Regions from separate parts of the Mus musculus genome. Here region 1 is linked to region 2. A link is a loop called in an ENCODE intact Hi-C map of the cell type or tissue named here. Cell type or tissue: left cerebral cortex. All regions are shown on one strand. Links, peaks and the distances in the headings refer to the core of each region. The heading gives the core; the rest is flanking DNA.

Region 1 (7,704 bases), core at 1,166-6,165, 1.0 Mb before region 2:
GAAAATGCATACATAAAAAGATTGCAGGAGCCAGCTTTGTTTGCAACTGAGAATATGAACAATGCTTAATTAAGATCAGCTAAACACAGGAGCCAGGTGAATGCTCTGATACAATGCTAGTCTATTGTTAAATCCACCACCAGGGGTCCTTTAGTAAATACCTGATAATGCTATTCCTCTGGGACTAGTGAAAAAACCTGCACAAGGGGAATTCCACTTTACTAACCCTTTCATGAATAATACTATAACCCTCCTATTTCCTAGGCCATTGTGTATTCCTATGTTTGGGTGTGACTCGGCTATTGTCCTAAGTAATTACTATGTAGACTAGCCCTGAGCTTTCTAGCTCTATTCAAGTAAATTGTAATGCCTGATTATTTTCACTTTCTCTACTAGAAGTAAATTTGAGTGTTACTGAATAGGTAACATTCTTACTGAATTCCAAGCTCAGGGTCAGCTTCAAGGACTTTCTAGGAACCATTGGAACACTGGTGGAGGCTTGTCTATGTGTCAAAATCAATCCTTAAAGGCACTTATAATAAAACAATACTGAAAGAGAGCATGCGGATCCATACACCAGACTAATGCAGGGACAAATTTTGAGTATATGCCAAGGTTCCAGGAAGCTAAGTTTCTGTGAAACTCTTTGCCTCAGGACTGCTTCCAGGTTTCTAAACCTGTAATGAGAGTCACTACCAGAGTGGATATAGCATATAAGTTGAAGTGATGAGTTGCCAATGAACTTTCCAGTTATGTAACAATAATTTGTAATTTTTGCTTGCATTTATTCTCAACTAACACACTCTTTCCCATCTCGATGCCCTTGCTAGAGTAAATTCCTATACCATGAATGTTGCCATTCTCTTTTCTGCCTTTAATAAGAAAACTGGAGCTTAACAGAATCTCCTCTTAGGAATGAACAGTAATATGCACTTGTTTTCTCTGTGGAAAGGTGGTATTTTGTTTTGGTGTACCAATAAGTTCAATAATTGAACTGGAGGTTACTGAGTACCCAAGGCTCCAATGCTGAGCCCAGGACAGACTTACTGTTCTCTGCAGCCTTCATTTTAGTTGGGGAAGAGTGAAGAAGGAAGGGCCCTATCAATATGAGCTGAGTGTTGTGTGCTTCTCCTGAGTCAAGCATTGAAAACCTAGCTCCCAGCACAATAATGGGTGGGAATGGAACCTCTGCGAGGTCAGGAGGTCATGAGAGTGACTCTTTCATTATGAAATCATTGCTTCATTTCCTGGCTTTTTCTGGGAAGCCATTCACAAATATTTACTTGATCTAGATGGATTATGAATGACAAACAAGAGATATTATTCTATTCAAGTCAAGCTTGATGAGTCAGTGAGTTTGTTGGGGTTACTTTCAAGAGTATGGGGTACTCAAAGATAGCTGTGTCACCAAAACTTTCACCCCAGTGTGAGTGAGTCCACATGGAAGCTGTCTACTGGAGAGCTCTCTGACTTCTAGGCAGTTCCATGGGGTAGGGTTCCCCACTAATCATCTACTGAACATTAAACCCTGCAAAGGACCTTAGCGAATCTTGACTTTCTTGTTTTTCTGCTCTTTATTAAGCTGGTGAGCTTCCTGAGGGATTCAGTTCTTGCATTCCTGGCCACTACAGTACTGCCCTCTTCCAACCCCAATAACCCCCCCCCGCCCCCCGCTAACCCCCAAGCCTGGTACTTTGTATCTTGCAGCATTGGTCAATCCTGGGAAGCATGTTGTGTTGTTGTTGTTGTTGCTGCTGCTGCTGTTGCTGTTGGGGGAGGGGGTTGGATTTCACAATCTGAGAGAATGGAAACCAGAAAGCATTGGGTGAATAAGGAGAAAGCATTGAGAAGGCCAGATGCCACAACAACTCAGGAGTAGCCAGGCTTTCAGCATCTGTGCTAGAATGGAGTGTGAAGAGTGGAACAAGGGGGTTTGAACACAGAGAAGTTCATGTTGACTTCTTTTGAGAACCTTTCTCAGATTTTGAAAATGAGGATTTTAACATTGACCTTTGCTTGAAAAGGATGTTCAAGGATTCATTAATTTCATTCATTCATTCATCCATCCACTCCTGTAGCATATATTTGACAGCTTATTAGATATAGGTGCTAGCCTAACACCAGAGATCTATTAAAGAATCAATATGTACCTGAAATAGATAGGATTCCATTGCAAAACAGCCGCACATGGCAAGTCTGTGGAAGACTGGAAGGACAAGAGCTTGCATATATTCTCTACACACATGGGTAGCCACAACATTTAATCCCTCTACTGTAGCTTTCTGCGTTCATAGAGATCATGCATGTAAAACTATTACAGAATTGTCACAATAAATATTAGCTTTTAGAACTATTGTGTAAACACATTTGCCTTGTGCTTTACAAAATTCTACAATGAGAATATGTACTGTGAAACGAATTATGGGACGACCATGAAGGGCTTCCAAGCATCAATAGCATTGATCCATAAAAGCACCAGCTTGTAGAATGTGCACTGAGTGGGAACACACAACTGTGGGGTATCTAAGGATCAGCAGATGAACTGGGAAGAATGGTGAGGTGAAAGCCAGGCTGAGGTGGGACCCCCCCCCAAGAGTATTGTTTAGCAGTACTGCCTGGGAGTCTCAGCAAGTCACTTAAATCTCTAAATGAATAGAGTTACAAAGTATCCCATGTACTTCAAAGTATAGATGGAAACAATTTTGGACTAACAAAGATGGCTGTTTAAAACCACAGACATTATGAATTTACAAAAGGAAAGAGTCTCATGGCAGCAGGCTTTGACAGTTTGCCAAAGGATGAACTAGTTTGCTAGATGAGGGACAGGCAGAGGCATTGGCTGCTGACTCAGTTTATCATTCCTTATGGTTCTCCATGTTTATTGTATTAGAATTTCATGCTTGGCATTTCTAGTCTCAAAATGCAGGAAAATTTTAAACACCAGGAACTAACAAATGAATAGCCCTACATGGTTCTATGCTTCTGAACTGTTTGCAAAGGGAACTGGTGCTTTCTATTCTCGGTGACTAGAGAAGGAGACCAGACGCAAAAACTATAAACCTCAGAACAATGTTTTCTTTCCTGCATGATGTAACCACTCCAAGAGAGTCAGAGTTGGTTTTGAGTTTGGGAGAGTGGATTCCACAGTAAGAGCACAAGTGAACTGAACAGGTGACTGTCAGGATCCCTCTGTCACCTGCATGGTCATTTTACTCACCTGTGTGCACATGGTGGAGGGGCAGGCGATTGAAATACTGTATCCACGTGTGATTTCTTTTTAAATATTTAAAGATATCACTTTGACAAACATTTAAAAAAATATTTTCTCAATATATTGACAAAGTTGAGTCTCTCTAAAAAAATAAGTCAAGAATGTTTGGTTTGTAGATAGCAGAAAACACTTTGCAGAAGCAAAGCAAGCCATAGACAACTAGAAATTCAATACCAACAAAGTATCAGCATATTTCTGAAAACAAGAGAAAAGTCTGTACTTAAGTTAGCTACTCTTTTACAACGTAAATAATTTAAGGTTATAAGATGATACAGAATCTGGAATGCATGATATGAAAATATGTCTGTATTATAGGATCAGGCTTGACTTATGCCTATCTCATGAATCCAGTCTGGTGGGATAGCAACATCTCTTAACATAATTTCATTCTAACTTCTACTTGTTCTACTTCTGTCCTTCCTTCTTCTCCTCTGCCTTTGCCTTCTCCTCCTCCTCCTGCTGCTCCTCCTCCTCCTCCTCCTCCTGCTCCTCCTCCTCCTCCCCCTCCTGCTCCTCCTCCTCCTCCTGCTCCTCCTCCTCCTCCTGCTCCTCCTCCTCCTCCTCCTCCTCCTCCTCCTCCTTTTCCTCCTCTTGCTGCCTCTGCTTCTTCTTTTGGGTTACTTATTTGTTCCTTTCTTTTTTCTTTTTTAATGATAATTTTCTACTTATTCACTTTACACCCTGCTCACTGTCCTTGTCCCCATCTCCCCCTTCCACAATCCTTCCCCCATGTTCCCTCTCCTTTGCCTCTGAGCAGGTAGCGGCCCGGAATATCCCTCCACCCTGACACTTCAGCGAAGCTAATAGGACTTATCCCACATGTAAGTAACAGCTTTTGAGATAAGGCCCACTCCAGTTGTTTGGGATCCACATGAAGACGAACCTGCACATCTGCTACATCATATGTGCAGGGAAACCTAGGTCCAGTTTGTTCTTTGGTTGGTGGTTCAGTCTCTGAGAGCCCCCAAGGGTCCATGTTAGTTGATTCCGTTGGTCTTCCTGTGGAGTTCCTCTCATGAGGTATTTTTATTAGTCTCCCTTTTATAAGATAATGATGAAGATCAGATGGTAGCCCTGTCTGTCTCTTCTGTCTGGTGCTGCGTGAGGATGTCCCAGGTGTGTTGCTTAATCCAGAATGCCATTCTGCCATGGGAATTTGGTCCTTCATTTTAAAGGGAGAGCATAAGAAAGGCTATGCCTAATAGGTCTGACCCTTCATTAGTGAAAAATGCCATTCAAGGAGCCAGTGTAAGGGAACTGGCGGGGCTGGGGATAGAGTTCGGTTCAAATATGACTTGCTCAGCTCTGTGTTCGATCCCCAGCACCACACAAAGTGCACTATGTGTGGGGATACAGATACAAGCTTCTTATAATCTCAACACTTGGGGAGTCGAGGCCGAAGGCTCAGAATTTCAAAGTTACCCTTGGCTACATAGTGAGTTCAGGGCCAGCCTAAGTTACATGAAACCCAGGTTCAAAATATAGAAAGGAAGAAATATGGGAAGGAGGAAAAGGGGGAGGAGAAGAGGGGGGAAAGGAGGAAGAAGAAGAGGAAGAGGAGGAAGAGGAGGAGGAGGAGGAGGAGGAGGAGGAAGGAGATAGGGAGGCTTTGTATTTTAGGCACACATAGAAGCCAGATTCAACCTATTACTTCAACTTGTCAATCTGATCAGAATATGAAGCAGGTGAGGCAGATTCTGCGTGTTGTATCCGAGGCGAGGAGGTTTCACATTTAATGAACAGATGCTGTTTAATACCTTACCTTGCTGGGCGTGGTGATGCACGCCTTTAATCCCAGCACTCGGGAGGCAGAGGCAGGCAGATTTCTGAGTTCGAGGCCAGCCTGGTCTACAAAGTGAGTTCCAGGACAGCCAGGACTATACAGAGAAACCCTGTCTCGAAAAAACAAAACAAAACAAACAAAAAAAAAAAAACAAAAAAAAACCCAAACAAACAAAAAACCTTACCTTATTGGATTTTGTTTTTTTGTTCCATCTCAGAGAATGGAAATGAGGTAGCCGCCTGTAAAGCATACATTTCCAGCAGGGGGCAGCCGATGCCTGTCAGAGAAAACCAGCATGCTTTCAGCCTCTCCTGCGCACATTCCTAATTTTCTTGCTGATGAACTTTGCTGAAAACTCATCACCTAGACTTAAAATTGAGTTGTGAGAGGAGTATCAGCAGAAAAACTAAAATAAAAACAAACAAGGAAAAAAACAAACAAACTAAAACACCAAAAACCAAAACAGAAAAACAAACCCCAAAATCTTTTTGCTGGGAAGTAATTTTGATAAAATAAAGCCCAACAAAGATTTTGTGCCATAGCCCTTCCCCTGGTATCCCTGGTACAGTGTTAAAGGACAATAAATCCTGCATTATTTTGCTTTTCAACCACAGCACTTAAAACTATACAAAACTTTAAATGGATGGAAAAAGCATAAGAACCATTGGAAAAATAAAGAGAAATTACCACTACTCACATAAGATATGAAATTGTGTGGAAAAAATAGACTTTTCACTACTCAAATATTATACCCAATTAAGTGAAGTTTAATTTGTAGTTTATGGGCCCTGGAGAACTTGTCGATTTACCAAAAAAACTGGTGATGAATGATAGAAACACAGCAGGTACACAGGGGTTAGAGTTGTCACAAACAAATCGAAAGGTCTGGACACATTTTCTCACCCACAGAATAGAGAATTCGGGCTTGTTCTCCTGGCTTTACCTAACTTTGGATGAATTGTCCAATGTCCTACTTAAACAATGCTCACTGTATCTGCTTACTTTGCAGGTGACCAGGACTCCAGGTGAATCCTATAGCCAGCATCTAGCAAAGCATCTGCCATATTGTAAACTTGAAAGGATATTGTTAACTTCCAGGGCTTGGCCAGCTTGGAATGATGATGTTAGAGGAGCTCTGTGAGTTGGGCTGATGATTGAGAAAGCTGAGCTCTATGTGTGTGCTCATGTGAATAATGTATAAAATCCCGATTGGGAAACGCTTTAACATGAAAGAATCCTGTGCTACTGATGCCAGATACTTGCAATTTGTGGTAGATCCTGTTTTTTCTAGTTGATTGGAAAATATGTCCAGAGCATCCAGAGAGTCCAACTGAGAGATCTTACCATCAATGGTCTCTCATCCATGTTCTTCTCCTGTCCTTGAAGAAGTTAGGACTATATCACATTTCTGTGTTCCACTCAACTCAAAATGATTTATTAAGTGCCTAAAACATACAAGGCACTTTTCTGTGGCAGAAAAGTAAACGAGGCAGCAATGCCATGTAGTGAGACATTATCTCCCCAAAATTAAGTTCTGCTAACAAATAACAGAACAGAAGCATGAAAAAAGTGATGAACTATGCGAGTCATTTTTATTCACATTCCTGGAGGAACAAAGGAAAATGTGAAGTAAGATTCTGTACAAATGAGTCTTCAAAGGTGGGTAGGATGGTGAGATGGGGTGGCCAAGGGATCCAAGCAAGAATATTCTAGACAGAAGGAAGGAACCATAAATGAGGAAGGCCATGTCTATCATTGGGACTGACGGAGGAAAGGGTTTGAGAACAGGAGAGAGCACAAACCAAGAAGAGTCTAGCTGGCTTGGAGTCCCAAGTTAAGGACTATAAGCTTCCTGAGAAGAAAGCAGTGGTGCAGGGGCTTCTTGGGAGTAATGAGAGCTGGAGAGAAAATGGGAGGATGGCCATGTCAGCAGGTGACATCAGTGGTCTGTGTGGAGTGCTTCAGCCCTGAGCCACTGCACAGGGGAAGATGGTGCAGACAGCAGAGACGAACAGATGCTAGTCCACTCAACCCATTTTTATTAAACATCTACTCTTATCCAAGACAAGCCTCCCAGGGACTTCAGAGAGAAAACTGGATCTTCCTGTGTTGAGAGGGTTGCTTTAATGATGTAGGTAAGACTTGGCCTTCCAAGAATGCCTGTGCTGGTGAGGCAAAGGTGGGCAGTGAGAAAGGAGAGGGGCCATGATGCCTCTGGCAAAGTGAGCCCACTCTAGTCAGGGAAGAGGAAACTATTTAGCAATGGGAAGCAACATCGAAACCCACTGAGTAGGTGAATGAACATGAGTACAGGAAAGAGAAGGCACATGAATGAGTGCACAGAAGAATGGGAAGCCTTCATGAAGAGGGTCCTTGAATATTTTCCCATCAACATTTGTGATTAGATCTTCCAAAGTGAGCAAAGCAGTCTCTCCTCATTCTAAAATGGCTTTCATAATGTTGGGTAAAGAATGACTGTATCTTAGTGCTTGTCTTGACTGGCACCGCTCAGAAGGCCTCAGGAGTGGCCAGAATGTTGAAATCTGTACTCTGTGCTTCCTTCCTTCCTTCCTTCCTTCCTTCCTTCCTTCCTTCCTTCCTCTCTCTCTCTCTCTCTCTCTCTCTCTCTCACTCTCTCTCTTTCTTTCTT
Region 2 (7,704 bases), core at 1,259-6,258:
CATTTATTATTTCATACAAAAGTTTTGTAACTATATAACATGGTATCAGAACCATGCTCAAAAATACTATATATTGAAGGAAAAAAATCTCAAAAATAGAAAATTTGGAGGACTATTAAGAATTCTCAAAATATTGCCACATGTAGTGTCTCAGAAGCTTTTCACGACTGTAATAATGATTATCATTATTACTGCTATGACTATAACCACTGCACCTCGAAGAGTCAAACTTGGGTTTTGGATTTGTATAAAAGGTCTCCGATAGTCTGGTATTTGGTAAGCTAATAAAAATTATTTTTTAGAAAAAGTTGGTATGGAAGTGCCCTGCATAGGTAGATAAAGTGTTTCCAGAAGCCTTGGCTATTAAATGAAAATCTCAGTGTCGTGGGTGAACTGCCTCCCTACAATTCATTGGTGAGGGCAGTCCTGGGCTCTCAAACAATCCAGGCTATTGCAGCTTCTGCATTTCCGTCATAACTAGTTGTTAGAACCCCATTGCCAGAGACCCCGTAGGCCCTGGTTGCCTGACATACAGAAGTCAAACTAGAACTGAGCTGAGGCTCGGTGACCATGTCTGTAAATATTAATAGACCAGAGACTGATAGAGCTTTTCTCAAAGAAGCTTCTTGCAGTGGTTAACATGGTCAAAGTGGTGATAATGACTATTGAATGCTCAGCCATAAATGGGATATCTACACTAGCCCCTCCAGGGTCTAGGGAACATGGCAGAAGAAGGAGCAAAAACCTAAGAACCAGAGGAAAGATGGAAATTGGTGTTCAAGCTGACTTCCAGGCATGACAAAGCTGGTGCACTCTTGGGCTCACACTAGCCTACCAACATCCTATCATATTGGGAAGGGCCTGAGGGAACCTTTCCCCTCCCTGAGTGTTTATATGTAGTTATGGTTGATGGGGCAAGGAGCAACATTGTCTTCAATGGTATAGACATTAATGTGACCATACTCCTATATACAAATCCTCATCCATGCATCTGTAAGCAATCCTAATAAAACTGGACTGGATCAGGAGAGGAGAGGAGAGGAGAGGAGAGGAGAGGAGAGGAGAGGAGAGGAGAGGAGAGGAGAGGAGAGGAGAGGAGAGGAAAGGAAAGGAAAGGAAAGGAAAGGAAAGGAAAGGAAAGGAAAGGAAAGGAAAGGAAAGGAAAGGAAAGGAAAGGAACGAAGAAGACGGAGCAGGGCATGACAGGGCAGGGCAGGGCAGGGCAGACCAGGACAGGACAGGACAGGACAAGAGGTAGTTTGGAGGCTGAGAGCATTTTCTTGCCATGATGCTCCCTCTGTTGCTGTTTCCTGACTGTCAGGTCTTCTGGCTCCGTGGATGTAGGACAGCACGTAGAAGCTTGACCTTCAATGAAAGGCTTGCATGGATTTAACGCTGTACAGACATGTCTAAACATTACATGAATGTGTTCCAGCATTCCCCCAGCTACGTATATCCTCACAGCAGCCTTCTTTAAACAATGGTCCTCAAAACCCCTAGTTTCCCCTGTTGTGTGACAGAAGTGAGCAGGGTGGAGAGTCTACCTCCACTAGACCTTAGGCTGGGCTAATTTACAAAAAGACGTAACATACAACCACACAGCTGCTCAGCTCTGCCTCTGCGTCTTGGAAGAGGCCTGTATAAAGGAATATCTCTGCATTTTCCTTAGCTTGATTCCGGGACCGCTCTGATTCCTGTTCCATGTGGCTTTGCCATTGCCACTGCTCCAAAAGCTGGGTTGGCCAACAACTTGGGAAGCCTTCAAATAGCAGTCATTATCTCTTTGTTTATAAACTTGCCCTTCCCTGGCAGCTTACCATGTGAGAACCAGCAATGGATGGTGTCCATGCAGGACAGCAATGAGTAGCATTTCGGCAGCATGCTGGCCACAGGAGTCTCTGACTGAGACAGCTATCATGGCAGAGGGACAAACTAAGAAGTTATAAATCAAACAGTGAAGAAAGAGCTGGGGGATCCCCTCCCCAAAAGAGAAAGAATTGTGAAGCTGGACCTGTGGTCATACAGAAGAACCCAGACAACGTTTGGGAGCTACTGTGAACAGATGGTGTATAAGAGCTAGGACAAGGTTATGGTCGTGGCATGAGACCAGTCAGTACACAGGCCATTCTAAGTGAAGGATTCCCATCTTTTACAGAATTTGAGTATTACCACTGTCTTCTGAATCCTTCATACCTCAAGGGTTACTGTGTTATGCCTGAGAAGAGAACTGACAAAATTCCCACCAAATTAGCACAGCTAATGACAATCATGTAATAGTAATTGCCGTGGCATTTGCAAGAGTTGGCACACAGTACGCTGTTTTCTCATCATACTACTCATTATGGAATAAAGGTAATTGTGTATACAGAAGGGGGGAAGATATGAAAGTAGGAGGAGCCAGGTAAGAAAAGTAAGGTTTACAGGCACGGAAGGAGGACCAGTCAGGGTAAGGGGGGAATATGCTTGAAAACACCATACGCATGCATAAATTATCACAATGAAACTCACTGTTAAGTACAACAAATATATGTTAATAAAAATGTTGAGTTCTAGAATACAATTGAGAGTAATCGCTGATCAAGTGACTAGTTAAGAGGGTGTTGTATTAGTTACTTGTTTCATTGCTGCAACAAAACTCATAACAAAGGGGAAGGGTTGATCTTGACTTATAACTCCCAAGAGCACAGCCCACCTGTACACAGAAGGCTGTGCGGCATAACAGCAAGCAGCACTCACTCACACCCACAGTCAGGAAGCAGAGATCGGTGAGTACTGACAGATAGTCAGTTTGCTTTTTCCTTTTAGCTCTGTCCAGTAAGTAGACTGAGTCTTCCCACGCCAATCCATCTATGTACTATAGAAGAGCTCCCGCATATATGCCCAGACACTCATCCCTGGATGATCTCTCCTGCACCAGACACTTTCCCCCTAGATGACACTAGATCCTGTCAAGTTGATAGTCAATATAACCCAGCAAAAGTGTTTAATGTTATCCACCAAAAGAGAATTTTAAAAGAGTAACAGCTTCCGTAGGATAGCTTAGAATTTTACCCCAGAACAGACAAGATGAACGTTTAACATTCTGGCAGACATCGTTCGGTGTCTCTCATCTTTTCTGCTAGCCAAGTGCTATAACAGAATTGCAAGCTCCCAATATTCTGTGATATTTAACCTCTGTACACTTGGCTTCTCTATACATAAAAGTCAATATTTTAAGACATGTTTCATCTTTATTTTCACAAAATAAGAGGCACAAATCTTAAAACAATACATACTACACAACATATATGTAATTTTCCTCTCAATAAAATAGATCTAATATCAGAATGGAGTATCTTTGGAAACAGCAAATAGTTTCTGTTAACCCTTAAAGACTACTAAATAGGTGCACAAATGTTTGACTTTATTATAGGCCTTTAATAGGCACTGACAGACCGAGAGCTCCTCTATTACCACTGACACTTACAGTCACAAACACAAACTCTGCTCTAGACTACAATGGGAGTGGGCAGTAATGTAAGAATCGGTGTGTAATTTTAATAGTCTCCTGACTTGTGGAAGGAACAAGTTAGCAGGGGGAACAAACAGAAGGGAAAGCAGGGCGCCCAGCCCACTTTCTCTGTGATTCTGTCGCCCTCTAGTGGTTATGTTTAAGGTAGTGCCTAACAGCCGTTCTTTAGAACTTAGAGGGTTGGTTCTCTAGCATCAACAGCACCTGAGACTTCAGACCTCAAAGCTCAAGCCTCACACTGGGCTCTGGTGGTGACACTATCAGTCTATTTTAGTGGCTGTCCAGGTAATTCTGATACCAGCTAAAGCTTGGGAGGCATCGTTCTAAGAGGAACGCATCCATATTTACAGTCAACGTGAAAGATTTAAGCATATGTGGGTATCCTTTAGTGTCATTATCCTCTTTATCTGGTTTTAAAATTACATTGCATTTAGTATGCACCCACGTGTGTGTGCACAAGTGTGTGTGCGCTTGCACATGCGAAGCATACATGAGAGCATGAGAGTGACTGTCAGGTTTGGGGTCTCTCCTTCCACACCTAGGTCCTAGAGATGAAACTTGGGACATCAGGCTTACTGCCAGGCATCTCCAACTGTGTCCAACTAGAACCATCTCTTTAGCCTCTATTTTCCCAAACTTCAAAAAGCCTTTTATATATACAGAGTTACCAAGAAAAAACTTAAAACTTAGTACTTTAAAATCTTAAAATAAATTTAAAGTAGGATAAGCTATAAGTGAATGACACAGGAAACAAGAGATAAACAGATTAAAAATAAGTTTATTAAATATTAAAAATTCATCTTTAAGGTGGGGAAACTAGGCAAAGCATCTAACTAGGATCTAGCCACTGATTTCAGTCTATGGCTAAGTGCATTGTTCAGTTCTATCGTAGGTCAAGGCTGAAAATCACTTGGGCAGAAATTGTTAAATTAGATTATGGTCAAATAAACAATTTGATAATTTTAAATCACATGTATAACAGTCTCAGCTCTAAGCTTCTCACAGAAACCTTAGCCTACTCACCAAATAAAGACTGTGTGACCCCAATAGGAGGTAACCGGACTTGAGGTGAAAAACTTGAGATTTCCAATAGGACTGCCTGTGTTGTTCCCAGGACCTCACCCAGCCCTCTCCTAGCTTTTCTTGATCTCCAGGGAAGGAGTTCAGAGCACATAGAACAGTGCACAGAACATAGGAAGCATTTACTACCAGTAAAGCCAGGCGGCCTCCAGGAGGATGCTTGGCCTGGCCAACAGGACCACTGAGTGCATGGGCAGCACTTCCTCGGGGGGAGGTGTTCAATGGCCAGAGACGGCAGGATAGCAACTCACATTTGTAGGTAAGTTTGCACTATTTCTTGTTTCTATGACAAACAACTTCCAGGAGGTGATTTTCCTGTCCAGGTGATTTGAAATCTCATTTTGGATTGATTCTTAAGGGATCGAGAAGAGTAGTTACTGAAAGCCTCCAGACTGATGGCTCTCTGATGATCTTTTGTCGAGTTTCACCCAGGTCCAGGATCCAACTCAGATCCCATCCTTTTGACTAGTGGTTCCTGATTTTCTAAGCTGCAGACTCTAAAGGAGGACTGCATCCTAAGGGTCCTTGATCTGCTAGTATCTGCCAGCAACCTAGCAGGCTTTTCAGTATTCTGTCGCCAAGGCTTTATGAGAGTTAAATAGTGGACATAGAGAATTAATGATTAACCAAAAACAGTTTAAATGAGGTGTTTAAGGTAGTATTATAATAAGTTTAGCAAATATTACAGAAAATGCTAAAATGAATACAAATGCAATTATGACTACTGTACCATACAGTGGCATTCTGGGAATCTCATGTGCTAGCTGAACAGGTTCTTACAGGAGAAAGAAGCTGAATTTGTAGTCTAAGGTTTCATGACATGCTGTAGGTAGAGGCATGTGTGGGTTAAGGTCAGAGAAGGGGAAGTCCTGCTAGTGAAGGAGATCCTCCATTTTGTGCCAAGGCCAGAAGGCTGTCCAGACAATCGTAAACTTCGACTTTAGTTAGCATGGCAACAAAGCCTTAAGGAGGAGAATAGAAAACTGAGACCAAGGCAGCTTACTGGGGAAAACTTTGACACTTTCAGGAACTCAGCCTCATGAAGCATCCTCCTAAGTCCTCCTAGAACCAAAATGTGCTTCTCACTAAAACAATGGAATACTACTCAGCCATTAAAACAAGGACATCATAAAATTTGCATGCAAATGGATAGAACTAGAAACCCAGACCCCAAAGGACATGCATGTATGTACTCAAATAAGTGGATATTAGCCATAAAGTACAGGATAACCATGCTATAATCCATAGACACAAAGAAGCTAAATAATAAGGAGGGCCCAAGGGAGGATGCTTCAATCTCACTCAGAATGGAAAATAAAATAGTCATATGATGTAGATGGAAACAGGGAACTGGGTGTGAGAGAGGATGGGGAAGGGAATGGGGGCAGGGCTGGGAATCAGGTGTAGGGAAAGCTGGGGAAAGGTGGCCTGGAGAGTGAACAGAAAACATCTCTAGATACGTGGGACAGGGGAGTCTCCAGGGAGTCTATGAGAGTAACTCCAGCTGAGACTCCTAGCAGTGGGGAATATGGAGCCTGGAGAGGCCACTCCCTGTTGTCAGACAGGACTCCTAGTAGAGGAATAAGGATAGCAACCCACTCAGAATTTGTCCTGCCTATAAGAAGTGCAGGAACAAAGATGGAGCAGAGACTGAGGGAATGGTCAACCACTGACTGGCCCAACCTGATACCTATCCCATGGGCAAGAACCAATCCCTGACACTATTAATGATACTCTGTTATGCTTGCAGATAGGATCCTAGCATAATTATCCTCTGAGATGCTCCATCCAGCAACCAATAGAAACAGATGCAGAGACCCACAGCTAAACATTAGACTGAGGAGTTGAAGGAAGGATTGAATAATTAGGACCTGAGGGGACAGGGACTCCACAGGAAGACCAATGGAGTCAACTAACCTGGACCCATGGGGTCTCCCAAAGATTGAACCACCAACCAAAGAGCACACATGGGCTGGACCTAGCATACACACACACACACACACACACACACACACACACACACACAACACATATGTAAGCAGATGTGTGCTTAGTCTTCATGCAGGTGCCTCAACAACTGGAACAGGGACTATCCCTGATTCTGTTGCCTCCTGGTGGATCATGTTCCCCTAACTGGGCTGCCTTGTCTGGCCTCAGTGGGAGAGATGTGCCTAGTCCTGCAGTGAGTTAATGTGCCAGGGTGGGCTGGTACCCAGGGTCTTCCTCCTGGGGAGGAGCTTGTGAAGGGGAACTGGGAGGAGAGGAGGACTGTGATTGAGATGTAAAGTGACCAAATAAATTAATGGAAAACGTCTGAGTTAAAACTACTTGTCAGAGATAATAATTAAGACATATTATATCAAGAAGATTTGATCCCTGTTCCACGAGAGGGATTGTGCGGCTGGTTTTGTAAGCCCAGTTACAAGCCTGTGGCTGGGGCACATCGTAGGCCCTGAGGAAGCTACAACTGCTGCCTTGCTAATTGGATGTGATGTGCCCATCGGTCGCCTTCTAAACCCCCATCTTGATAGTTTGGCACTGAGGTCAGCTTTCCTCAGAGAAGTTTCTTTGTGCAGTGCTCACTGGTGACCGTGGAGACAGATAACTGGTCAAGTTCTGAGAATGAGTGACTGTTGAGTGCCCAGCTGTCGTGGGGCATTGGTGTCACCCCTCCAAAACTCAGGCACCAGCCTGAAAGAAGGATCAGAAAGAATGTAAGAGCTGCAGGTGGGGTTAGTCTAGAATGTTGACTTTCAGGAGTTACATGGCTGTTGCATTCTTGAACTCAAAGCTATGTATGGGAAAGTGAGCCCATCGGCACTGTTATGGAGGAAGGAGAGAGCGTGGAGAGGCCCACCCCCCACTAAAGATTTACAGTCAGTCAATGGCTGCTGAGAAGGGAAAGACATAAATTGTCAATGCTCTTGTAAACAACCACATTGAAATTCATTGAGTTGTAAAAATAAAAACTAAGATATAAAAGGAGGGGAGCTAGTTGGGAAAGATGGGTCAGCAGGACTAATAGTGGAGCAAGATGGGAAGCAGGGTGAACATGACTGAAGTACATTCCATCCTGTATGACATAATGACATCCATTGTTATGTATAAATTAC

What was found. Hi-C counts contacts between places; a loop is a spot of excess contacts. Peaks named below come from ENCODE experiments on the same cell type or tissue, not always from the same donor. Only the 100,000 strongest peaks of a DNase experiment are listed, where the experiment ranks them.
Region 1: it touches region 2 in a loop (12-fold over the local background); 8 of 42 quality-filtered maps call a loop at or near these places.

Annotation. Positions count from the first base shown.
Region 1 is chr1:14,726,853-14,734,556 of GRCm38, reverse strand. No RefSeq gene overlaps it. Among named protein-coding and RNA genes, the nearest start is that of Msc, 25 kb to the left of the region's middle. In left cerebral cortex, for the core only: a CTCF peak has its summit at 5,315 (motif pointing right); a DNase peak (open chromatin) is centred at 5,317.
Region 2 is chr1:13,702,451-13,710,154 of GRCm38, reverse strand. No RefSeq gene overlaps it. Among named protein-coding and RNA genes, the nearest start is that of Xkr9, 38 kb to the right of the region's middle. In left cerebral cortex, for the core only: a CTCF peak has its summit at 3,636 (motif pointing left); a DNase peak (open chromatin) is centred at 3,640.